3 separate regions of the Homo sapiens genome follow, and all the other regions are linked to region 2. A link is a loop called in an ENCODE intact Hi-C map of the cell type or tissue named here. Cell type or tissue: B cell. All regions are shown on one strand.

What was found. Hi-C counts contacts between places; a loop is a spot of excess contacts. Peaks named below come from ENCODE experiments on the same cell type or tissue, not always from the same donor. Only the 100,000 strongest peaks of a DNase experiment are listed, where the experiment ranks them.
Region 1: a loop joins it to region 2, with 12 times the contacts of the local background. A loop is called at or near these places in 7 of 110 quality-filtered maps.
Region 3: it touches region 2 in a loop (12-fold over the local background); 19 of 110 quality-filtered maps call a loop at or near these places.

What each region holds. Positions count from the first base shown.
Region 1 is chr19:23,269,441-23,277,440 of GRCh38, forward strand. It overlaps the pseudogene IPO5P1. Among named protein-coding and RNA genes, the nearest start is that of ZNF724, 23 kb to the left of the region's middle. RefSeq lists silencers at 4,286-4,505, 4,816-4,875. In B cell, no CTCF peak of the experiment used is centred here; DNase peaks (open chromatin) are centred at 4,291 and 4,831; H3K4me3 peaks cover 1,830 bases; H3K27ac peaks cover 1,655 bases.
Region 2 is chr19:24,028,511-24,036,510 of GRCh38, forward strand. It overlaps a transcript of ZNF254 not described here. Among named protein-coding and RNA genes, the nearest start is that of ZNF254, 55 kb to the right of the region's middle. RefSeq lists enhancers at 5,015-5,224, 5,235-5,284. In B cell, no CTCF peak of the experiment used is centred here; DNase peaks (open chromatin) are centred at 3,071, 4,921 and 7,211; H3K4me3 peaks cover 2,090 bases; H3K27ac peaks cover 1,833 bases.
Region 3 is chr19:23,758,386-23,766,385 of GRCh38, forward strand. ZNF681 (zinc finger protein 681) reads right to left here and starts at 506. Exons shown (of 4, transcript NM_138286.3): 1 at 362-506. The coding sequence starts at 364. It overlaps RPSA2 (ribosomal protein SA 2), which reads left to right and starts at 4,619. Exons shown (of 4, transcript NM_001355283.3): 1 at 4,619-4,749. RefSeq lists enhancers at 186-704, 3,699-4,339, 4,340-4,981, 4,880-5,329. In B cell, a CTCF peak has its summit at 31; DNase peaks (open chromatin) are centred at 556, 4,546 and 5,176; H3K4me3 peaks cover 2,761 bases; H3K27ac peaks cover 1,668 bases.

The sequences.
Region 1 (8,000 bases), 760 kb before region 2:
AAAATCATGCAACCAGAAAAAACAGACATGAGAAACTTACTACATTCACTCTGGGGAAGATAAAGGTAAATAAGAATCTGTAACAAATAACATATATGACTAGATTTTTCTGAAATATACCTTTCAAAGTCTTTGACTTTTTAAACATCATTTAAGCTCTTTTGATGAAATGTAACTTACAGTTATTAAAAAACTGAAATCAAAATAAGTGAAAAAATCTTTCCAAGGTGACAAACTCAGGAAGTGGCAGTGCTGATTGGAACACAAACATGTCTGACTCCACTGTCAAGTCAGACCATAATATCACTCAAAACATTCTCCCATCCCCACCCTGCCCATTAAATTAGTGACCACCTTCCCAGGAGACACTGTACTGTACCCCACTGTAAGCCTCAGGTGCATTTTGCTTCAGGTTCTTGCATTGCCTTACTGGGATGGGAGCTTCTTGTCCTTTGGAAAAAATTTTATTTCAAGAATCAACAGAAATCATTTCTGCTTTTTCTCATCAATAACAACATCTGATTGGCTCACCACCAACGTGTCTACTAAGAATAAAAATTAGGTTGATAGGTTGAGAGGCCGGGCGTGGTGGCTCACACCTGTAATCCCTGCACTTTGGGAAGTGGGTGGATCGCCTGAGGTCAGGAGTTCGAGACCAGCCTGGCCAACATGATGAAACCCCATCTCTACTAAAAATACAAAAAATTAGCCGGGTGTGGTGGCAGGTGCTTGTAATCCCAGCTACTCAGGAGGCTGAGGTAGGAGAATCACTTGAACCTGGGAGGCGGAGGTTGTAGTAAGCCGAGATTGGGATAATGCACTCCAGCCTGGGCAACAAGAGTGAAACTCCATCTAAAAAAAAAAAAAAAAAAAATAGGTTGAGAAGAAACTTTTTAACTGTTTACACACTTGTTCATTTTTATGTCATCAGGGAAGACCCCTCAATATATTTCAGAGTCAACGGGTAACATTTTATTTTTAATAATTTTTTTTGAGACAGAGTCTCGCTCTGTCACCCAGGCTGGAGTGCAGTGGCATGATCTCAGCTCACTGCAACCTCCGCCTCCCAGGTTCAAGCGATTCTCCTGCCTCAGCCTCCCGGGTAGCTGGAACTACAGGTGCCCGCCACCACGCCCAGCGAATTTTTGTATTTTTAGTAGACACAGGGTTTCACCATATTGGCTAGGCTGCTCTTAAACTCCTGACTTTGTGATCCGTCCACCTCCAACCTCCCAAAGTGCTGGGATTACAGGCATGAGCCACCACGCCCAGGCTTTTTTTTGTTTTGTTTTATTTTTTGAGATGGAGTCTTGTTCTATTGCCCAGGCAGGAGTGCAGTGGTGATCTTGGCTCACTGCAACCTCTGCCTCCCGGGTTCAAGCAATTCTCCTGCCTCAGCCTCCTGAGTATCTGGGATTACAGGCACATGCCACAACGCCCAGCTAATTTTTTGTATTTTTAGTAGAGACAGGGTTTCACCATGTTGGCCAGGCTGGAAATAATTTTTTACTCTGGGACTGGGTGCAGTGGCTCATGCCTGTAATCCCAGCTACTTGGGAAGCTGAGGTGGGAGCATCACTTGAATCTGGGAGGCTGAGGTTGCAGTGAGCCGAGATCGCACCACTGCACTCCAGCCTGGGCAACAGAGCGGGATTCTGTCTCAAAAAAAAAAAAAAAGGTATACTCTGCACCAGCAGCATTAACACAAAAAGTTCTATTAAACCCTGACACCCACTCAAATGTCACCTCCTTTATAAAGCTCTGATTTTCCCTCTATGTCAGTGGCACAATTGATCACTATTACCATTCAGCTCAATACCTTATGTCTTTTTATGTGCAAGTATTATTCTCCAGAATAAATTAATCATTTACACATCTATCCATGCTAATGAACTATAAACTCCTACAGGGCAGGTATGTTGAACCCTGTTCATCTGTGTAATCAAAATGTCTTATACATAATAGGTATCATATACAAGCAAAATCCCTGTCAGGGAATTATTGGAAAAGCTACCAAATTCTTTTAAGTTCAAGGGTACATGTGCAAATTTTTTACATAGATAAATGTGTGTCATGGCGATTTTTTGTGCAGATTATTTCACCACCCAAGTATTAAGCCTACTACCCATTAGTTATTTTTCCTGATCCTCTCCCACGTCCGATAGGCCCCAGTATGTGTTGTTCCCCTCTATGGGTCCATGTGTTCCCATCACTTAACTCCCACTTGTAAGTGAGAACATGCGGTAGTTTTCTATTCCTGTGTTAGTTTCCTAAGAATAATGGCTTACAGCTCTGTCCACGTTCCTGCAAAAGATATGATCTCATTTTTTGTATGGGTGCACAGTGGCATGGTGTATATGTACAACATTTTCTTTATCCAGTCTATCACTGATAGGCATTTAGGTTGATTCCATGTCTTTGCTATTGTGAATTGTGCTGCAGTGCACATACGCATGCATGAGTCTTTATAATAGAATGATTCACATTGCTTTGGGTAAATACCCAATAATGGATTGCTGGGTCAAATGGTATTTCTGTCTTTAGGTCTTTGAGGAGTTGTCACACTGTCTTCCATAATGGTTGAACTAATTTACACTCCCACCAACAGTTCATAAGGGTTCCTTTGTGAAAAAATAATTTTAATTTTCTAAGAGGTTAGCTTTTTAGACAAATAGTATACAAGAAAATTTTCCACAGGCCTAGGCCATCCAGCTGCTCTTCTGAGAGGCTACACTCTTACTCCTCAGGCTGTTCTCCAAGAGATGACCCAGGGGATGATATTCATTAGACACTCCAAGAGATATGGCCACTGTGGGTATCTTGGATTATCCCAGACCATTCTGAAACTCATGACCAAAAAAAGACTGGAGGGCTGCTGTAAAGGGCTCTGTAATTTCTCCAAAGCAAAGCTTCAACCCAAAGATTTACTAAGGTGTGTGTGCCTAGAAAAGATAAAAGGAAGAGAGGCACAGATTTTTTTTTTTCCCAGTGGAATTTCAGAGGATTATTTTCTACTTTTTTCTCACGTAAAATGTTTACAGACTTGGGAGGCTGAGGCGGGTGGATCACCTGAGGTCAGGAGTTCGAGACCTGCCTGGCAAACAAGACAAAAGCCTGTCTCTACTAAAAATACAAAAATTAGCCAGTCATGGTGGCAGAAGCCTGTAATCCCACCTACTTGGGAGGCTGAGGCAGGAGAATCCCTTGAACCTGGGAGGTGGAGGTTGTAGTGAGCTGAGATCACGCCATTGCACTCCAGCCTGGGCAACGAGAGTGAAACTGCCTCAAAAAAAAAAAAAAATGTTTACAGACAGAAAACAAATCTTTAAAAACCTGCCATTCACTGCTGTGTAAAAACATGATTAACAATTAAAACACTGTGTTTGAAATGTACAATAAAGGACAAATAGTTGATAGTGTTGTAAATTGGAGAGAGGAAGCTGTCCTCATTTCCTACATTTGAGAATGTAGGAATGAAAGCGGACATTTATAATTTTACTGCAAGCCTGAGTTAAGCTAGGAGAAAAGGTGGATTTGAAGTCCTGCTTGCCATACATTAGGAAGTCACAGAGGTAAACCAGTCCTGTGGAGTGTTGAGATAACTAAAAAGCAGGAAATTAGACTGAAGTGGCTCTAGTGCCCTGTGTTCATAAGTAAAAAATGAAAAACCTAACTCAAATTCACTTCTTATAAATTACTATTTTAGGCAGAAACAAAATTCAGGCTTAACCAATCATAAACCTGCAATTAACCTCTGATTACATAACCAGGAAATTTCCACCTGAATCATACAAATAAGGTGACTACATAACTGTAACCAATTCTCCAATTTGGTTTGCCTTCTCACACGCCCTTTATAAAACCCTTTCCTTTATGTCTCTCAGGTGGGCCACATATTATGGCTGGGTGTTTTCCATTTCACCAATCACTGCTCAAATAAACTCGTTAACGTTTTAACATTGACTCCCTTTAATATTTAATAGAAGCGGCTGGGCGCGGTGGCTCATGCTTGTAATCTTAGCACTTTGGGAGGCCATGGCGGGCGTATCACTTGAGGCCAGGAGTTCCAGACCACCTTCCACCATGGTGAAACCACTTCTCTACTAGAAATACAAAAATTTGCCAGGCGTAGTGGCGCAGGTCTGTAATCCCAGCTTCTCGGGGGCCGGGGGGGGGGGCGCTGAGGCACGGGAATCGCTTGAGCCTGAGAGGCAGAGGTTGCAGTGATCACGCCACTGCACTCCAGCCTGGGCAACAAAGCAAGACTCCGTCTCAAACAAACAAACATGTTTAACAAGAGACTGGGAGTCTCACCTGCCACAGCTCCTTCTACGCACACACGAGTCGGAATTCTGCCCTAATGACCCGCCTGGCATCCCTGAACAATCCGGGAAATACTCGGCGCTGCGTGCAGAGCTGCCCAGGGAGCTCCAGACACGGCGCCGCAGGGTCCGGGCGGGACGCCGGGGTCCCGGCTGCGGGCCCAGCCGCCATCTTACGGCGAGAGGGGTCTGGGGCGGAGCTCCGCCAGCGGAGACTCAGGTTGGCGACCCGGGAGCGGACTGTGGGGAGGCCGGTCCCGCCGGTTTCACAGCTCGCTCTCCCCTCTCGGGATGCCCAGCCCCGCACACTCACCTTTTCCCAGCTTCCAGGATGTCCTGGCATCTTAGCTGTGCGTCTCCCAGAACCTGCAGATCACAGGGCAAGAGGCTGTGACAGTCACCGGGGGCTCCCGAGGTGGAGGACGTAAAACAGCAGAGACCGATCCCAAGCTGTGGCGGGAGTGAGATACAAAGGCCCCACCAAATGCCGGAAGCCACGCCCTCCTCTCCAACTGGGCGGTTCCTGCGCTAGCGCCACTGATTGGATAAAGCACCAGCACTCTCTCTCCATACCAACCCCCTCCTCTCAGCATTAGTGCATTTTACTGACAGGAAAACAGGCTAAAGTAGGTAGGGTAAGGTGCACAGGGAATTACAGCTAATAAAGAAGTGAGCTGAGACTTGAAATGCACTTGCTCTTTCCCTTACCTGGGTTTGCTTGTATAATGCATCTTATTTACTACTTAAGGGTAAGAAAAAAACATTTGGACTTTTTTTTTTTTTTGTACCTAGTTTCGCTCTTATTGCCCAGGCTGGAGTGCAATGGTGCAATCTTGGCTCACTGCAACCTCCGCCTCCCGGGTTCAAGCGATTCTCCTGCCTCAGCCTTCCGAGTAACTGGGATTACAGGCGCATGCCACCACGCCCGGCTACTTTTTGCATTTTTAGTAGAGACAGGGTTTTGCCGTGTTGGCCAGGCTGATCTCGAACTCCTGACCTCAGGTGATTTGCCCCCCTCAGCCTCCCAAAGTGCTGAGATTACAGGCGTGAGCCACCGTTCCCGGCCCATTTGGACTTTTTTTTTGAGACGGAGTATCGCTCTGTCTCCCAGGCTGGAGTGCAGTGGCACGATCTCGGCTCACTGCAAGCTCCGCCTCCCGGGTTCAGGCCATTCCCCTGCCTCAGCCTTCCAAGTACCTGGGACTACAGGCGCCCGCCACCACGCTTGGCTAATTTTTTTTTTTTTTTTTTTTTTTTTTTTTTTTTTTTTTTTTTTTTTTTTTTTGTATTTTTAGTAGAGACAGGGTTTCACTGTGTTAGCCAGGATGATCTCGATCTCTTGACCTCGTGATCCGCCCGCCTCGGCCTCTCAAAGTGCTGGGATTACAGGCGTGAGCCACCGCGCCCAGCCCCATTTGGACATTTTAAAACAACTTTTTAATCATTTTGATAATGCAGAAAAAACCCAGCACTTTGGGAGGCTGAGGCGGGCGGATCACGAGGTCAGGAGATCCAGACCATTCTGGCCAACATGGTGAAACCCCATCTCTATTAAAAACACAAAAATTAGCTGGGTGTGGTGGTGTGCGCCTGTAATCCCAGCTACTGGGGAGGCTGAGGCAGGAGAATCACTTGAACCAGGGAGTCAGAGGTTGCAGTGAGCTGAGATCGTGCCATTGCACTCCAGCCTGGCTATAGGGCGAGACTGCGTCTCAAAAAAAAGAAAAGAAAAGAAAAGAAAACAAAACAAAAATCCTGAGATGGTGCTGCTGGATATGAGTGCTGGAAAGGGGGAGGGAATTAAGAGCTGACCAGATCCCTCCTGACTGCCCCGCAGAACAAGTGGGGGGTGGTGCTGCACTAAATGATGCCCTCCCACAGAAGATGTATTTGCATTGGTTCAATGAATATACAATGCAGAGACCTAAATGAAGACACGTGAATGGGTGTATGTGGACATCAGATTGCAGCTGGGAAACAGGTGCCTCTCATTCTCCCCAGCAAGTGTGGAAGGTGTCCATGCCCATGAGGGTATAGATCTGTCATTCTTAACTTGTATACAACTCTAGGTCAGTTCTGACTCAATGACGTGCAGATGAGATTTCTCAGATCATTTGTATGTTTGACATTGTGGCTGCTGCTTTTGCTGCCACCATCCCCAGGCCCAACCTGGCTTAAAGTCCAGGCTTTAGGTCAAAACAATGGAGGGCTTCCTGTGTTCTGGGATGGGAAGTTGGAGATCTGTGGTAGGGCTGGGGGTTGGGGTACACTTTAGTTTTGTGCAGAATGAGAGCTGCAGTGGTTTTATTAATCGTGATGATTGGCCTGGCCTGGTTGTAACTCTGGGCGGGGGGAAGGAATCAGCATTGGTTGTTCCCCAGATATTCATGTGTCCAGCCCTGGCCTTCCTGCCCTCAGACCCAGCAAAAAGTACCACCACAGACTCTGACTTGCCTGCCTACTCCCTGCACCCCAGATGGGAATACCTTGGAGGCCAGACTCTGAATGTATTATTCTCCCCATTCTAACCAGACCTGCCTAACACACAGTGAGGGAGTGAAGATAGGCAGGGTGAGGGACCTGGGGAGAACCAGAGTGGAATCACAAATCCTTGGGAAAAGTTAAAGATACAGCAGTGGGCTGGGCTCAGTGGCTCACGCCTGTAATCCCGGCACTTTGGGAGGCCGAGGCAGGCAGATCACCTGAGGTCAGGAGTTCAAGACCAGCCTGGGCAACATGGTGAAACCCGGTCTCTACTAAAAATACAAAAATTAGCCGGGCATGGTGGCGCACACCTATCGTCCCAGCTACTCAAGTGGCTGAGGCAGGAGAATTGCTTGAACCCGGAAGGCAGAGGTTGCAGTGAGCCGAGATCATGCCACTGGGTGACAGAGCGAAACTCTGTCTCAAAAAGAAAAAAAAAATTGTTCTATCTCTCAAAATTGAGAAGATGACCAATAGGGAGAAATTGTTAAATTAATTATACCCTAAAGCTGCTCCCTTTCCTGTTTAATTTTAGTCAATAGTTGTTTTTTGTTTTACATAGTAAACTGAAAACTAACTGGACATGTAAATAGACTGTACCCATTCTTGTACCAACCACTGTGGTTTGGCCAATAAAAGGATGTCAACTGTTCAAACCATGTTCAAATAAGGCAAACCCCAAGCTGTAATCAATCTGGCTGTTTCTGTACCTCACTGCCATTTTCTGTATGTCATTTTGCTTTTTCTATCCATAAGTCTTTTTCCACCTTGTGGCTGTGCTTGAAGGGGGCCTGCCCCTCCACACCTGTGGGTATTTCTCGAAAGGTGGAAATGAGAGACTGAGAAAAAAAAATAAGACACAGAGACAAAGTATAGAGGAAGAAAAGTGGGCCCGGGGGACCAGCGCTCAGCATATGGAGGACCTGCACCGGCACCAGTCTCTGAGTTCCCTCAGTATTTATTGATCACTGTCTCTACCATCTCGGTGAAGGGGATGTGGCAGGACTATAGGGTAATGGTGGGGAGAGGGTCAGCAGGAAAACATGTGAGCAAAGGACTCTGTGTCATAAATAAGTTTAAGGAAAGGTGCTGTGCCTTGATGTGCACATAGGCCAGATTTATGTTTGACTTTACACAAACATCTCAGTGCAGTAAAGAGCAATATTGCCACTAGCATGTCTCACCTCCAGCCTT
Region 2 (8,000 bases):
CTCTCAGGTGACAAACAGGCACAATGGTAACTAAAGGCAATCCATTCTCATCTCTACATGATGCCCCCAACTCATGAAGTGGTGTTAACTGTGTGAACCATACTCATCAGAGGAAAGTATGTTCAGGGCAACACAATCATGAGGCTGCAAATCAAACTGGGGGCGGGAAGCACGTAGGAGGTTTCCATGGCCAAGACACTGGTGGCTATCCTTGGGTGTCATTTAAAAATTTCAGGTGAAAAATCCTTTTCTTCCAGTTGGCTCAGGAAAACTAACAGACATTACTATTGGAATTCATTTTACTTTTTAGAATTTCTAAGACATAAATCATGCTTCAAACACTCCAAAAGACATTCAGCTATACCTGAGGCTGAGGACCTGCCTCCTCCTCCATGTTAGGGCCCTGACAGCAGGCAAAGAGAAGGAGCACAGGGGCCGGGTGTGGTGGCTCATGGCTGTAATCTCAGCACTTTGGGAGGCTGAAGCAGGCATATCACCTGAGGTCAGGAGTTTGAGACGAGCCTGGTCAACAAGGCGAAACCCCTTCTCTACTAAAAACACAAAAATTAGCCATGTGTGGTGGTGAGCACCTGTAATCCCAGCTACTTGGGAGGCTGAGGCAGGAGAATCATTTGAACCCAGGAAGTAGAAGTTGCAGTGAGCTGAAATCGTGCCATTGCACTCCAGCCAGGGCAACAAGAATGAAACTGCCATCTGAAAAACAAAACAAAACAAACAACAACAACAATAGCAACAACAAAAACAGAGAAGGAGCACAGGCAGGTGGGGACAGAGAACAGCCCGGGTCTATAGGGATCCCCAACCACCCCCAGAGCCGGTGTCTGTAGGAGGGACTGTGTGGCAAGAATCAGGTAGGGAGCTGGGCTTCATGGAGAGGTTACCACCACTTCTGCACCTTTAACTTTTATGATTCCACTGTGGTTCTCCCCAGGTCTCCCACCCATCCTACCCTCACTCCCTCATTGTGTGTTAGGCAGGTCTGGTTAAAATGGGGAGAATAATACATTCAGATTGTAGCCTTCAAGGTATTCCCATCTGGGGTACAGGGAGTAGAGAGGCAAGTCAAAGTCTATGGTGGTGCTTACTTCTGGGCCTGAGGGCAGGAAGGCCAGGGCTGGGCACATGGATATCTGGGGAAACACCACTGCTAATTCCTTCTCCCCACCCGGAGCTACAATGAGGCCAGGACAATCACAATTAATAAAACCACTGCAGCTCACATCCTGCATAAAACTAAAGTGTATCCCAACCCCCAGTCCTACCACAGATCTTCAACTTCCTATCCCAGAACACAGGAAGCCCTCCATCTTTTTGACCTAAAGCCTGGACTTTAAGCCAGGTTGGGCCTGGGGGTAGTGGCAGCAAAAGCAGCAGCCACAGTGTCAAATATACCAATGACTTGAGAAATCTCATCTGCACGTCATTCACTCAGAACAGACCTGGAGTTGTATACAAGTTAAGAAGGGCAGATCTATATACTCATGGGCATGGACACATTCCACACTTGCTGGGGAGAATGAGAGGCACCTGTTTCCCAGCTGCAGGCTGATGTCCACATACACCATTCACGTGTTTACATTTAGGCCTCTGTATTGTGTATTCAGTGAGCCAGTGCAAATACATATTTGGGGGGCACCATTTAGTGCAACACCACTCCCCACTTGTTCTGGGGGACAGTCAGGAGGGATCTGGTCAGCTCCTAATTCCCTAGGACAAAGGTGCCTCCCCCTTTCCAGCACTCATATCCAGCAGCGCCATCTCAGGAATTTTTTTTTTTAAACATGAACAGCATGAGGAAGCAGGCATGGTACGACAGGCTCAGCCCCAGCCCAGATAGCATTCACATCTTCCTGGATGGGGGTTGATGCCCATCACTCACCTGCTCTTTAGCACCGCCTTGTGTTGGTTACTCAGGGCCTGGGGAGAGGTGGGGGGGATTGTAGATCCATGGTGGGAACCATCTCACACCCAGAGTTCACCTGGCCACAGGCCAGCAAGCAAGTCCAAGTGCACAGCTCTCGACCCTGAGCCTCGGCACCTCCGGCTGCAATTTCTATTTATATATCAGGATTTTAAAAACCAAAAATAAACAAACAAACACAAAAACAGCCACTTTGATTGAGGAGAAAGTGGGAGCCTAAAGCAGCTGACCCTCAAACATCTCCGCCAAGCCCCAGGCCAGGCCATCTGAACACTCCAAGGCCACATGATAGTTACAGAGGATGACAGTTTCCACAGGTACTTGTCAAGCACTGGGCTAGCTTCTCACAGAGTCTCAGAATGCCTCCTCGCCAATACCCTGTGAGGGGAGGCCTTTCCTCACTAGGGCACAAGAGGTTCCTAAGCTCTTCCCAGGAAATGGTTAACAAAGTGTGGAGCTAGGGGAAAGCCCAGTCAGAACAAGTGACTAGCCAGGGTCTTCCTAGACTCCATCCCTTCCTCCACATGGGGCCCAGAGGTGTTGCGAGCAGCCTCCTGACCCCCTCCATCCCACTCTCTCCTCAATCAAAATGGCTGTTTTTGTGTTTACTCGTTTATTTATGGGATTTTAAAAACCTGATTTTTTTTTTTTTTTTGAGACAGAGTTTTGCTCTTGTTACCCAGGCTGGAGTGCAGTGGCACCATCTCAGTTCACTGCAACCTCTGTCTCCTGAGCTCAAGCAATTCTCCTGCCTCAGCCTCCTGAATAGCTGGGATTATAGGCATGTGCCACCATGCCCAGCCAATTTTGTATTTTTAGTAGAGAAGGAGTTTCTCCATGTTGGCCAGGCTGGCCTCGAACTCCCGACCTCAGGTGATCTGCCCGCCTCGGCCTCCCAAAGTGCTGAGATTGCAGGCATGAGCCACCGCTTCTGGCCAAAAAAAAACCCCTGATATTTTATTTATAGTACTTTCAGGCTTGTATGTATGTATTTGTATAGGCTTTATTGGAAGGAAGAGGGCTTAAGACAGTAACATTTTTAAAAGGTCTCAGTGGGGAATAGACTTCCATGGCACAAATGATGATGTTGACCTCCTTCTGTTGCCTTTGGGCAAAGTATAAATAGTGTGAGAATTGGCATGTGCTGGGTTGTGGTTTCAGTGTGGGAGGGCAGTTCCTTAAGATGGAAACTGAGCTGTAGGAGCCACACTCACCTTTTATCACATTCCCCACCATGGTCTTTCACTTTTCTTCTGTGCTTGAATTTCTTTCAACATACATATTATTTTGAGTATATATATATATATATATATATATATATATATATATAGACACACACACATATATATGTGTGTCTGTGGGTGTATGTATATATATGTTTGTGTGTGTGTGTACACATACAGGTCTCACTCTGTCACCCAGGCTGGAGTGCAGTGGCCGAATGATGGGTCACTTCAGCCTCAATCTCCAGTGATCCTTCCACCTCAGCCTCTCAAGTAGCTGGGACTGTAGGCATGCAACATCACACAAGGCCAATTTTTAAAATTATTCTAGAAACTGAGCCTCACTATGCTGCCCAGACTGGTCTTGAGCTCCTGGGCTTAAGCAATCATTCCACCATGGCTTTCCAAAGTGTTTGGATTACAGGTGTTTGCCATCAAACCCAGCCAAAAACATTTTTAAAAGAACCATTACAACCGAATTATGAGCTATGGTTGTACCACTGCACTCCAGCCTGGGCACCAGAGTGAGACCTTGTCTCCAAAAACAAAGCAAAACAAAAAAAACTTATGACCAAATTAAATTTCTGAGGTTGTGTCATCTGTGTCCCCTTTCTGCCCTGTAAGCTATCATTGTTAAATATAATGGCTATTGAGAAAACTGTTAGATATTAAGAAATTCCTATATATCCTCTAAGTGAGAATAAGGTATTCTGATGTGGCCCAATATTTCCTAACCTCTACCTCCAGGGTCTAAACTAGCAAATCAAATCAGGACAACCGACAAAGGACTGTTGGCCATTTTCAAATGGAAGATGAAATACCCTGTTAGTGAGAGTAATCCAGTAATTTTAAAAAAGAGAAGTCAGACTGAGATGCAGTGCAGTCAGGGCATGATTACCCTGGAATAGCCACTTCACACGGAACGATAGAGGAGCCTGTCTAAGATGAACAAATTTGGGTAACATAATTCTTGCTTAACCATTCTCAGCCTCTGCTGCCCCCGACCCCAGCCCCATTCCAAATGGACATCCCACGATATGGTCAGCAGTGTGGTACAGCATGGTTAGAAAGGGGCTCAGGGATGGGATGAAGATCTTTCCTGCATTATCAAAATGATTGAAAAGTTGTTAAAAAAAAATGTCCAAATGGGCGGGTCGCGGTGGCTCACGCCTGTAATCTCAGCACTTTGGGAGGCTCTGGCGGGCGGTCAGGAGTTCAGACCAGTGTGGCGTCAGGAGTTCGAGACCAGCCTGGGCAACATGGTGAAACCCTGTCTCTACTAAAAATACAAAAGTAGTCGGGCGTGGTGGCATACGCCTGTAATCCCAGCTACTTGGGAAGTTGAGGCAGGAGAATCATTTGAACCCGGGAGGCGGAGGTTGCAGTAAGCCAAGATCGCACCATTGCACTCCAGCCTGGGCAATAAGAGTGAAACTCGGTCTCAAAAAAAAAAAAAATCCAAATGATCTTTTCTTACCCTTAAGTAGCAAATAAGATGCATTATACAAGCAGACCCAGGTAAGGGAAAGAGCAAGTGCATTTCAAGTCTCAGCTCACTTCTTAATTAGCTGTAATTCCCTGTGCATTTTACCCTACCTACTTTAGCCTGTTTTTCTGTTCATAAAACGCACTAATGCTGAACGGGGCGGGGGCAGGGGGTGGGGGTGGGAGTGGTATGGGGAGAGTGCCGGTCCTTATCCAATCCTTGGCGCTGGAGCGGCAACCGCCCAATCAAGCGCGCAGTTGAAGAGGAGTGCATGGTTTCCGGCATTTGGCTGGGCCTTTGTCTCTCGCTCCCACCAGAGCTTGGAATCCGTCTCTGCTCTTCTGCATTCTCCACCTCGGGAGCCCCTGGGGACTCTGTGACGGCCTCTGTTGCCCTGTGATCTGCAGGTCCGGAGAGACGCACAGCTAAGATGTCAGGACATCCTGGAAGCTGGGAAAGGGTGAGTGTGCGGGGTTGGGCATCCCGAAAGGAGAGAGCGGGCTGTGAAACCGGCGGGACTGCCTTCGTCACCGCTCCCGGGTTTCCGACCTGAGGTCCCTGCTGGCGCAGTTCAGCCCCAGGCCCCTCTGGCCGCAAGATGGCGGCTGGGCCCGCAGCCGGGATCCCCGCGTTCAGCCCCGTCCCTGCGGCGCCCAGTCTGGAGCTCCCTGGGCAGCTCTGCATGCAGCCCCGAGTATTTCCCAGATTGTTCAGGGATGCCAGGCGGATCATCAGGGCGGAATCCTGACTTGGTGTGTGCGTGGCAGGAGCTGCGGCAGGTGGGGCTCCCGAGTCTCTTTTCTTAAACATTTTGTTTGTTTGAGACGGAGTCTTGCCCTGTCGCCCAGGCTGGAGTGCAGTGGCACGATCACTGCAACCTTCGCCTCCTAGACTCAAGCGATTCTCGTGCCTCAGCCCTCCGAAAAGCTGGGATTACATACCTGCGCCACCACGCCTGGCTAGTTTTGTATTTCTAGTAGAGAAGTGGTTTTGCCATGGTGGAAGCTGGTCTGGAACTCAAGTGATCCGCCCGCCTCGGCCTGACCGGGAAATAGAAGCCTGAACTCAGTGACTCAAGCTAAGGATAGTTTAGTTCTGCCGGCGGAGCCTCTCCTGCAGATGTCCCAGCCTGCTCACAATAGCCATGGACAGAACCTTTATGCTTAGAGAAGCTGCAGAGCCCTGAAAATCTATACATCCACAGGCAGATGCAGTTGGGGTTGGCACAAAAATGGGGTTGGGAGGCTTTTTCTGGGAATAGAGTTATTGTTCTGAGGTTGTTTCTAGATTTTGTGATATATGACAAATTTAGATTTAGGTAAGTGGGTTTTTTTTTTTTTTTTTTTTTTCTTTTGTGCCAGAGTCTCATTCTGTCACCCAGGCTGTAGTACAGTGGCACGATCTCGGCACACTGCAACCTCTGTCTCCCAGATTCAAGCGATCCTCCAGGCTCCCTAGTACCTGGGACTACAAGCAGGCGACCCGACGCCCAGCTAATTTTTGCGGGGTTTCACCATTTTGGCCAGGCTGTTCTCCAACTCTGGACAAGAGGTAATCCACCCACCTCGGCCTTCCAAAGTGCTGGAATTACAGGTGTGAGCCACTGTGCCTGGCAAGAAGTTACTTTTTTTTTTTTTTTTGAGACGGAGTTGCCCTCAGTCGCCCAGGCTGGAGTGCAGTGGTGCGATCTTGGCTCACTGCAGCCTCCGCCTCCCGGGTTCAAGCGATTCTCTTGCCTCAGCCTCCCGAGTAGCTGGGATTACAGGCACCTGCCGTCATGCGCAGCATGAAGTTACTTAATTTTAAAGGAGTATTGCAGCAAGGGGAAAGCACCAGCTATAAGATATTGGAGAATTTTAAAGGTTAGAGAGAAAAGGACTTTCTTTCATAAGAAGAAAAGAAGGTCAGAAAAAAAGTGGGAAGGGGAGGGAGGGATAGAACATGGTGAAAGCAGATGCTAGATTAGGGAATATTTTACCCAGAAGTCAGCCTGGTTTTTTTGTTGTTGTTTGTTTTTTGTGAGATGGAGTCTCGCTCTGTTGCCTAGGCAGGCGGGCACTGGCGTGATCTCCGCTCACTGCAGCCTCCGCCTCCCAGGTTGGAACAATTCTCCCACCTCAGCCTCTCAGGTAGCTGGGATTACAGGCGCACCACCATGCCTGGCTAATGTTTTGTATTTTTAGTATAGGCGGGGTTTCACCATGTTGGCCAGGCTGGTCCAAAACTCCTGACCTCAGGTGATCCACCCTCCTCAGCCTCCCAAAGTGCTGGGATTATAGGCATGAGCCACCACACCCGGCCAAGTCAGCCTGTTTTTGAGGAACATAGGCCGAGTGCGGTATTTTTAATATAAAAATACAAAAAATTAGCCGGGCTTGGTGGCACGCTGTATTCCCAGCTATTCGGGAAGCTGAGGCAGGAGAATAACTTGAATCTGGGAGGTGGAGGTTGCAGTGAGCCGAGATTGCACCACTGCACTCTAGCCTGGTGACAGAGCGAGACTCGGTCTCAAAGAAAAAAGAGGAACATAAAGAGGGGTTGTGGTTGGGTCAAAATTTGGGAGCCTGAGGAAAGAAAGAAACCTAAGCAAAGTTTGATTAACAGGTATTTTGTTCTAACTACTGAAGACGAATGTATTAATTGTTTATAAGGCAAAAAAATAGCAATTTAGACAGTCTGTGGCTTCATAATATCAAAAATAGGAAGGGTGTTTCTTTGCAATAAGATGCTCTTGAAAACACAAAAGTTCAGGAATTTCTTTAATCACTGCTCTTACCTGCCCACTTCATCTTCCACCATGAGTTTTCCTTGCCCTGTATGTTTCTTACATTTAGCTTTTCCTGACTTGTGTGTTTTATAACAAACTGGTAAATGCAAGTATAATGCTTTTGTTTTGTTTTGTTTTGTTTTGTTTTTTTGAGATGGAGGCTCACTCTGTCGCCCAGGCTGGAGTGCAGTGGCGCGATCTTGGCTCACTGCGAGCTCCGCCTCCTGGGTTCACACCTTTCTCCTGCCTCAGCCTCTCCGAGTAGCTGGGACTATAGGCGCCTGCCACCATGCTCGGCTAAATTTTTTTTTTTTGTATTTTTAGTAGAGACGCGGTTTCACCGTGGTCTTGATCTCCTGATCTTGTGATCCACCCGCCTCGGCCTCCCAAAGTGCTGGGATTACAAGTGTGAGCCACCGCGCCTGGCTGCAACTATAATGTTTTGCTAAGTTCTGTGAGTAGCTGTATCATTATTTAACTTGAGAAGATTATGAGAGCCCCCAGTTTATAGGAACTGGCTCAGAAGTATAGATGAGACCCTAGGAATTGTGACTGGGATCTGCAGTGGTGGCAGTGTTGTGG
Region 3 (8,000 bases), 270 kb before region 2:
AGGAAAGAGAGACTAGGAACGCCACGGACCAAAGCTCTTCCCATTCATGAACCCGGCACCCGTCAGGATTCGCCCCTGACGACCCTCCCGTGGTCCCTGCACAATCTGGGAGAGACCCGGCGCTGCGGATGCAGAGCCACCCAGAGAGAGCTGCAGGCCAGGACACAGTCACTGAGCAGGGAGGAGAAAGGACGCCCGGGGGGCTGGCTGTCAGCGCAGCCGCCATCTTATGGTCCAAGTGGACTGAGGCCGCCTGGGCGAGGAGAACTCAGGGCGCAAATTGTGGAGCTGACTGCGGCGAGGTCTGAGTCCCGCCACAGCCCCTTCCCCTCTCTCGGGATGTCGGACCCGACATTCTCACCATTTCTAGGTTTCCGGGGGACCTGGCGTCTTAGCTATGGATCGCCAATACCTGCAGGTCAGAGGGCCATAGAGGCTGGGCCTCTAGAAGAAGAGGACACAGAGCAGTGAAGACGAGACCCGGAGCTCGGGCTGAAGGGAGAGACAAAGGCCCCGCCAATCCCGGAAGCCGCCCTGTCTGCTCCAGCTGCATGCCTGATTGGACAGTTCCCAGCCCAGCGTCCCTGACTGGATAATGATTAAAACCCCACCCCTCAGGTCCTGAGTGACAGAAGATGTGATCAGATGCTCTGCTGAATGAAGACTAACAACGTAAGTTGCAGCGTTTTCAGACAGGGCTCCCTCCCTGAGCTAAGCCAGGCCCACCCAACAGGGTATTTGCCTTTAACCTTCTGTGTAAGGTCACATGCATTTCAAATAATATACTAGATAGCTATTCAAAAATAAAAATATATATAATAACAATTATTTTAATATTTCATCTTTTATGACCGTCCTGGTTTCTGGCAGCCATAGTCCCTACCCCGACAGCCCCCAGCCCAGATGGCATTCAAATCTTCCTGGATGGGCTTGATGCCCGTCACTCACGCGCTCTTTAGCACTGCGTTGTGTTGGTTACTCAGGCCTGGGAGAGGTGGTGGGGATTGTAGATCCAGGGTAGGAGCCACCTTACACCCAGAGTTCACCTGGCCACATGCCAGCAAGGAAGCCCATGAAGCACAGCCCTAGACACTGAGCCTCGGCACCTCCAGCTGCACTTTCTATTTATATATCAGGTTTTTTTTTTTTTTTTTTTGAGACGGAGTCTCGCTCTGTTGCCCAGGATGGAGTGCAGTGGCACAATCTCAGATCACAACAACCTCTGCCTCCTGGGTTCAAGTGATTCTCTTGCCTCAGCCTCCCGAGGAGCTGGGACTACAGGTGCGTGCCACCATGCCCGGCTAATTTTTGCATTTTTAGTAGAGACGGGGTTTCACTATGTTGGCCAGGCTGGTCTTGAACTCCTGACCTCGTGATTGGCCCGCCTCAGCCTCCCAAAGTGCTGGGGTTACAGGTGTGAGCCACCGCGCCCGGCCTATATATCAGGTTTTTAAAACCATAAATAAACAGACACAAAAGCAGCCACTTTGATTGAGGAGAAAGTGGGAGCCTAAAGCAGCTGACCCTCAAACAGCTTTGCCAAGCCTCAGGCCAGGCCAGGCCATCTCAACACTCCAAGGCTACATGATAGTTACAGAGGACGACAGTTCCCATAGGTACTTGTCAAGCACTGTGCTAGCTTCTCAGTCACAGAGTCTCAGAATTTCTCCTTGCCAATACCCTGTGAGGGGAGGCCCTAACTCACTAGAGCACAGGAGGTTCCTAAGCTCTTCCCAGGAAATGGTTAACAAAGTGTGGAGCTGGGGGAAAACCCAGTCAGAACAAATGACTTCCCAGGGTCTCCCTTGACTCCATCCCTATCTCCACATGGGGCCAGGAGGTGAAGCGAGCCCCCTAACCCCCTCCATTCCACTCTCTCCTCAAAGTGGCTGTTTTTGTGTTTTCTTATTTATGGGATTTCAAAAGCCTGATTTTTAATTTTGAGTAGTTTCAGGCTTGTATGGGTGTATTTGTATAGGCTTTATTAGAAGGAAGAGGGCTTAAGACAATAACATTTTTAAAATGTCTCAGTGGGGAATAGACTTCCATGTCATGAACGATGATGTTGACCTCCTTCTGCTGTCTTTGTGCAAAGTATAAATAGTGTGAGAATTGGCATGTGCTGGGTTGTGGTTTCAGTGTGGGAGGGCAGTTCCTTAAGATGGAAACCAAATCTCACCGAGCTGTAGCAGCCACACTCACCTTTTATCACATTCCCCACCATAGTCTTTCACTTTTCTTCTGTGCTTAAATTTCTTTCAACATATATATATATATATATATATTTTTTTTTTTTTAAGACAGAGTCTTGCTGTGTTGCCCAGGCTGGAGTGCAATGGTGCAGTCTCGGCTCACTGCAACCTCTGCCTCCCAGGTTCAAGCAATCCTCCTGCCTCAGCCTCCTGAATAATTGGGATTACAGATGCGTGCCACCACACTGGGCTAATTTTTGTATGTTTAGCAGAGTTGGGGTTTTACCATTTTGGGCAGGCTGGTCTCGAACTCCTGACCTCAGGTGATCTGCCCACCTCGGCCTCCCAAAATGCAGGGATTACAGGTGTAAGCTACCATGCCTGGCAAACATACATATTATTTTGATTATATATATAGGGTGTATAAATATATGTGTGTATATATATATACACATATATATAGGGTATATATGTGTATATATATATATGTTTGTGTGTGTGTATATATATATGTGTGTGTGTGTGTACACATAGAGGTCTCACTCTGTCATCCAGGCTGAAGTGTAGTGGCTGAATGATGGGTCACTGCAGCCTCAACCTCCAGTGATCCTTCTACCTCAGCCTCTTGAGTAGGTGAGACTATAGGCAGGCAACTCCACACAAGGCCAATTTTCTAAATTTTTGTAGAGACTGAGTCTCACTACATTGCCCAGACTGGTCTTGAACCCCTGGGCTTAAGCAATCATTCCACCATGGCTTTCCAAAGTGTTTGGATTACAGGTGTTAGCCATCAAACCCAGCCAACAATATTTTTTAAAGAACTGTTACAACCAAATTATGAGCTATGGTTGTGCCACTGCATTCCAGCCAGAGCACCAGAGTGAGACCTTGTCTCCAAAAACAAAACAAAACAGAAACACTTATGACCAAATTAAAATTCTAAGGTTGTGTCCTCTGTGTCCCCTTCTTGCCCTGTAAACTATCACTGTTAAATATAATGCGTATTGAGAAAACTGTTAGATATTATTAAGAAATTCCTATATATCTTCTAAGTGAGATAAGGTATTCTAATGTGACCCAATATTTCCTCACCCCTACCTCCAGGGTCTAAACTAGCAAATCAAATCAGGACATCCACAAAGGACAGTTGGCCATGTTCAATTAGAAAATTAAATATCCCCGTTAGTGAGAGTAATCCAGTGATTTTAAAAAAGAGAAGTCAAACTGAAATGCAGCGTAGTCACGGCACAATTACCCTGGAATAGCCACTTCACATGGAATGACTGAGGAGCCTTTCTAAGATGAACAAATTTGGGTAACGTAATTCTTTCTTTCTTTCTTTCTTTTTTTTTTTTTTTGAGATGGAGTCTTGCTCTATCGCCCAGGCTGGAGTGCAGTGGCATAATTTGGGCTCACTGCAACCTCTGCCTCCCGGGTGCAAGCAGTTCTCCTGCCTCAGCCTCCTGAGTAGCTGGGATTATAGGCGTGCGCCACCACGCCCGGTTAATTTTTGTATTTTTAGTAGAGACGGGGTTTCACCATGTTGGTCAGGCTGGTCTCGAACTCCTGACCTCGTGATCAGCCCACCTCAGCCTCCCAAAGTGCCGGGATTACAGGCGTGAGCCACCGTGCCCGGCCCGGTAACATAATTCTTTCTAAACCATTCTCAGCCTGGGCTGCCTCCCACCCCCGCCTTATTTCTAATGGCCATCCCACGATGTGGTCAGCAGTGTGGTACGGCATGGTGAGAGAGGCGCTCAGGGATGGGATGAAGGTCTTTCCCGCATTATGAAAATGATTAAAAAATGTCCAAATGGGCAGGGCGCGGTGGCTCATGCCCGTAATCCCAGCACTTTGGGAGGCTGAGGCGGGCGGAACACCTGGGATCTGGAGTTCGAGAGCAGCCTGGCCAACATGGTGAAACCTCATCTCTACTAAAAATACAAAAAGTACCAGGGCGTGGTGGCATGCGCCTGTAATCCCAGCTACTCGGGAGGCTGAGGCAAGAAAATCATTTGAACCTGGGAGGAGGAGGTTGCAGTGAGCCAAGATCGCACCACTGCACTTGAGCCAGGGCAATGAGGCGGAAACTCGGTCTCAAAAAAAAAAAAAAAAGTCCAAATGTTCTTTCTTACCCTTAAGTAGCAAATAAGATGCATTATACAAGACCCAGGTAAGGAAAAGAGCAAGTGCATTTCATGTCTCAGCTTACTTCTTAATTAGCTGTAATTCCCTGTGCATGTTACCTTACCTTTACTGTCCGTAAAATGCCCTACTGCCGAGCGGGGCGGGTGGTGGTATGGAGAGAATGCTGTTGCTTTATCCAATCAGTGGCGCTGGCGCGGGAACCGCCCAATCAGGGGCGCAGCCGGAGAGGAGGGCGTGGCTTCCGACATTCCGCGGGGTCTTTACCTCTTGCTCCCGCCAGAGTTTGGGATCGGTCTCTTCTGTTCCGCGTCCTCCACCTCGGTAGCCCCTGGTGACTCTGTTACAGCCTCTGTTGACCTATGATCTGCAGGGAGACGCACAGCCAGGACATCCTGGAACCTGGGAAAGGGTGAGTGTGCGGGGTTGGGCAACCCGAGAAGGGAGACCAGGCTGTGAAACCAGCAGAACCGGCCTCTCCACAGTCCGCTCCCAGGTCGCCGACCTGAGTCCCCGCTGGCGCAGCTCCGTCCCAGGCCCCTCTGGCCGCAAGATGGCGGCTGGGCCCACAGCCGGGACCCCAGCGTCCAGCCCCGTCCGTGCGGGGCCATGTCTGGAGCCCCCTGAGCAAGCTCTTCACGCAGCCTCGAGTATTTCCCAGGTTGTTCAGGGATGCCAGGCGGGTCATAAGAGCAGAATCCCGACCCGGTGTTTGCGTGGGAAGAACTGCAGCCTATGGGGCTCCCAGTGTCTTTTGTTAAACATTTTGTTTGAGACGGAGTCTTGCTCTGTCGCCCAGGCTGAAGTGCAGTGCGTGTTCACGGCAACCTCCGCCTCTCAGGCTCTGGTGATTCTCGTGCCTCCGCCTCCCGAGAAGCTGGGATTACAGACCTGCGCCACCCCGCCTGGCTAATTTTTGTATTTCTAGTAGAGAAGTGGTTTCGCCATGGCGGAAGGTGGTCTGGAACTCCTGGCCTCAAGTGATCCGCCAGCCTTGGCCCCCCAAAGTGCTAAGATTAGGAGGAGCATGAGGCACTGCGCCAAGCCTCTTCTCTTAAAAATTAAAGGGAGTCAGGGTTAAAACCTTAAAGAGGTTATTTGAGCCGTGATTGGTGAAATGGAAAGCACCCCAGCCATAGTATGTGGCCCACCTGAGAGACATAAAGCAAAGGGTTTTATAAAGGGCGTGTGAGAAGGCAAACCAAATGCAAGAATTGGTTAGTTATGTAGTCACCTTATTTGTATGATACAGGTGGAAATTTCCTGGTTATGTAATCAGAGGTTAATTGCAGGTTTATGATTGGTTAATAAAATTCAATTATGATTGAATTTTGTTTCCGCCTAAAATAGTAATCTATAAGATATAAACTCGAGTTAGGTTTTACATTTTTTACTTATGAACACAGGGCACTAGGGCCACTTCAGTCTAATTTCCTGCTTTTTAATTACTTTAACACTCCACAGGAGGAGGACTGGTTTTCCTCTGTGACTTCCTAATGTATGGCAAGCAGGACTTCTTCTAATCCACTACCCTCTTCCCCTAGCTTAACTAAGGCTTGCAGTAAAATTATAAATTTCCACTTTCTTTCCTACATTCTCAAATGTAGGAAATGAGGACAAACAACTTCCTCTCTCCAATTTACAACACTATCAACTATTTGTCCTTTATTGTGCATTTCAGACACAGTGTTTTAATTGTTAATCATGTTTTTACACTGCAGTGGATGGCAGGTTTTTAAAGATTTGTTTTCTGTTTGTAAACACTTTTTTATTGGAGACAGAGTTTCATTCTTGTTGCCCATGCTGGAGTGCAATGGCATGATCTCAGCTCACTGAAGCCTCTGCCTCCCAGGTTCAAGTGATTCTCCTGCCTCAGCCTCCCAAGTAGCTGGGATTATAGGCTGCCACCACTGTGCCCTGCTAATTTTTATATTTTGAGTAGAGAGTGGGTTTTGTCTTGTTGGCCAGGCTGGTCTTGAACTCCTGACCTCAGATGATTTATCTGCCTCAGCCTCCCAAGTCTGTAAACATTTTATGTGAGAAAAAAAGTAGAAAATAATCCTCTGGAACTCCACTTTAAAAAAAAAAAAAAGTCTGCGCCTCTCCTTCTTTTATCTTCCCTAGGCACACACACCCTACTAGTACGTCTTTGGGTTGAAGTTTTGCTTTGGAGAAATTACAGGGCCTTTACAGCAGCCCTTTAGTCTATTCTTGGTAATGAGTTTCAGAACTGTCTGGGGTAACTCAACATACCCACAGTGGCCATATATCTTGGAGTGTCTAATGAGTATCATCCCCTGAGTCGTCTCTTAGAGGACAGTCTGAGGAGTAAGAGTGTAGCCTCTCAGAAGAGCAACTGGATGGCCTAGGCCTGTGGAAAATTTCCTTGTATACTATTTGTCTAAAAAGCTAACCTCTTAGAAAATTAAAATTATTTTTTCACAAAGGAATGCTTCTACACTGTTGGTGGGAGTGTAAATTAGTTCAACCATTATGGAAGACATGGTGGGAACTCCCTGAAGACCTCAAGACAGGAATACCATTTGACCCAGCAATCCATTATTGGGTATTTACCCAAAGCAATATGAATTATTCTATTATAAAGGCACATGCATGCGTATGTGCACCGCAGCACACTTCACGATAGCAAAGACATGGAATCAACCTAAATGCCTATCAGTGATAGACTGGATAAAGAAAATGTACATATAAAACATGGAGTACTGTGCATCTATAAAAAAAAAATGAGATTATGTCCATTGCAGGAATGTGGATGGAACTGTAAGCCATTATTCTTAGCAAACTAACACAGGAATAGAAAACTAAATACCACATGTTCTCATTATAAGTGGGAGTTAAATAATGGGAACACATAGACCCGTAGAGGGGAACAACACATACTAGAGCCTATTGGAGGAGGGAGAGGATCAGGAAAAATAACTTATGGGTAGTAGGCTTAATACCTGGGCGATGAAGTAATCTGCACAACAAACCCCCATGACACAAATTTACCTATGTAAAAAATTTGCAATGTACCCTTGAACTTAAAAGTTAAAAAAATAATTTGTTAGCTTTTCCAATAATTCCCTGATAGCGTTTTGATTTTATGTGTGTATGACACCTATTATGTATCAGAAATTTGGATTACACAGATGAACAGGGTTCAACATACCTGCCGTGTAGGAGTTTATAGTTCATTAGCATGGATAGGTGTGTAAAAAATTAATTTATTCTGGAGAATAATACTTGTACATAAAAAGACATAAGGTATTGAGCTGTAAGGTAATAGTGATCAATTCTGCCACTAACATAGCAGTGGGAATATCAAGGAGGGCTTTATAGAAGAGGTGACATTTGAGTGGGTGTCATTGTTTAATAGAACTTTTTGTATTAATGTTGCTGGTGCGGATATTTCATTTCCTTTTTTTTTTTTTTTTTTTTTTTTTTTGAGATGGAGTCTCACTCTCTTTCCCAGGCTAGAGTGCAGTGGTGCAGTCTCGGCTCACTACAACCTCCACTTCCCAGGTTCGAGTGATTCTCCCACCGCAGCCTCCCGAGTAGCTGGGATTATAGGCATGAGCCACTGTGCCCAGCCTCAGAGTGTACCCTTTAAAAAATTATTTTAAAAAAATTTTACCTCTTGACTCTGAAATATATTGAGAG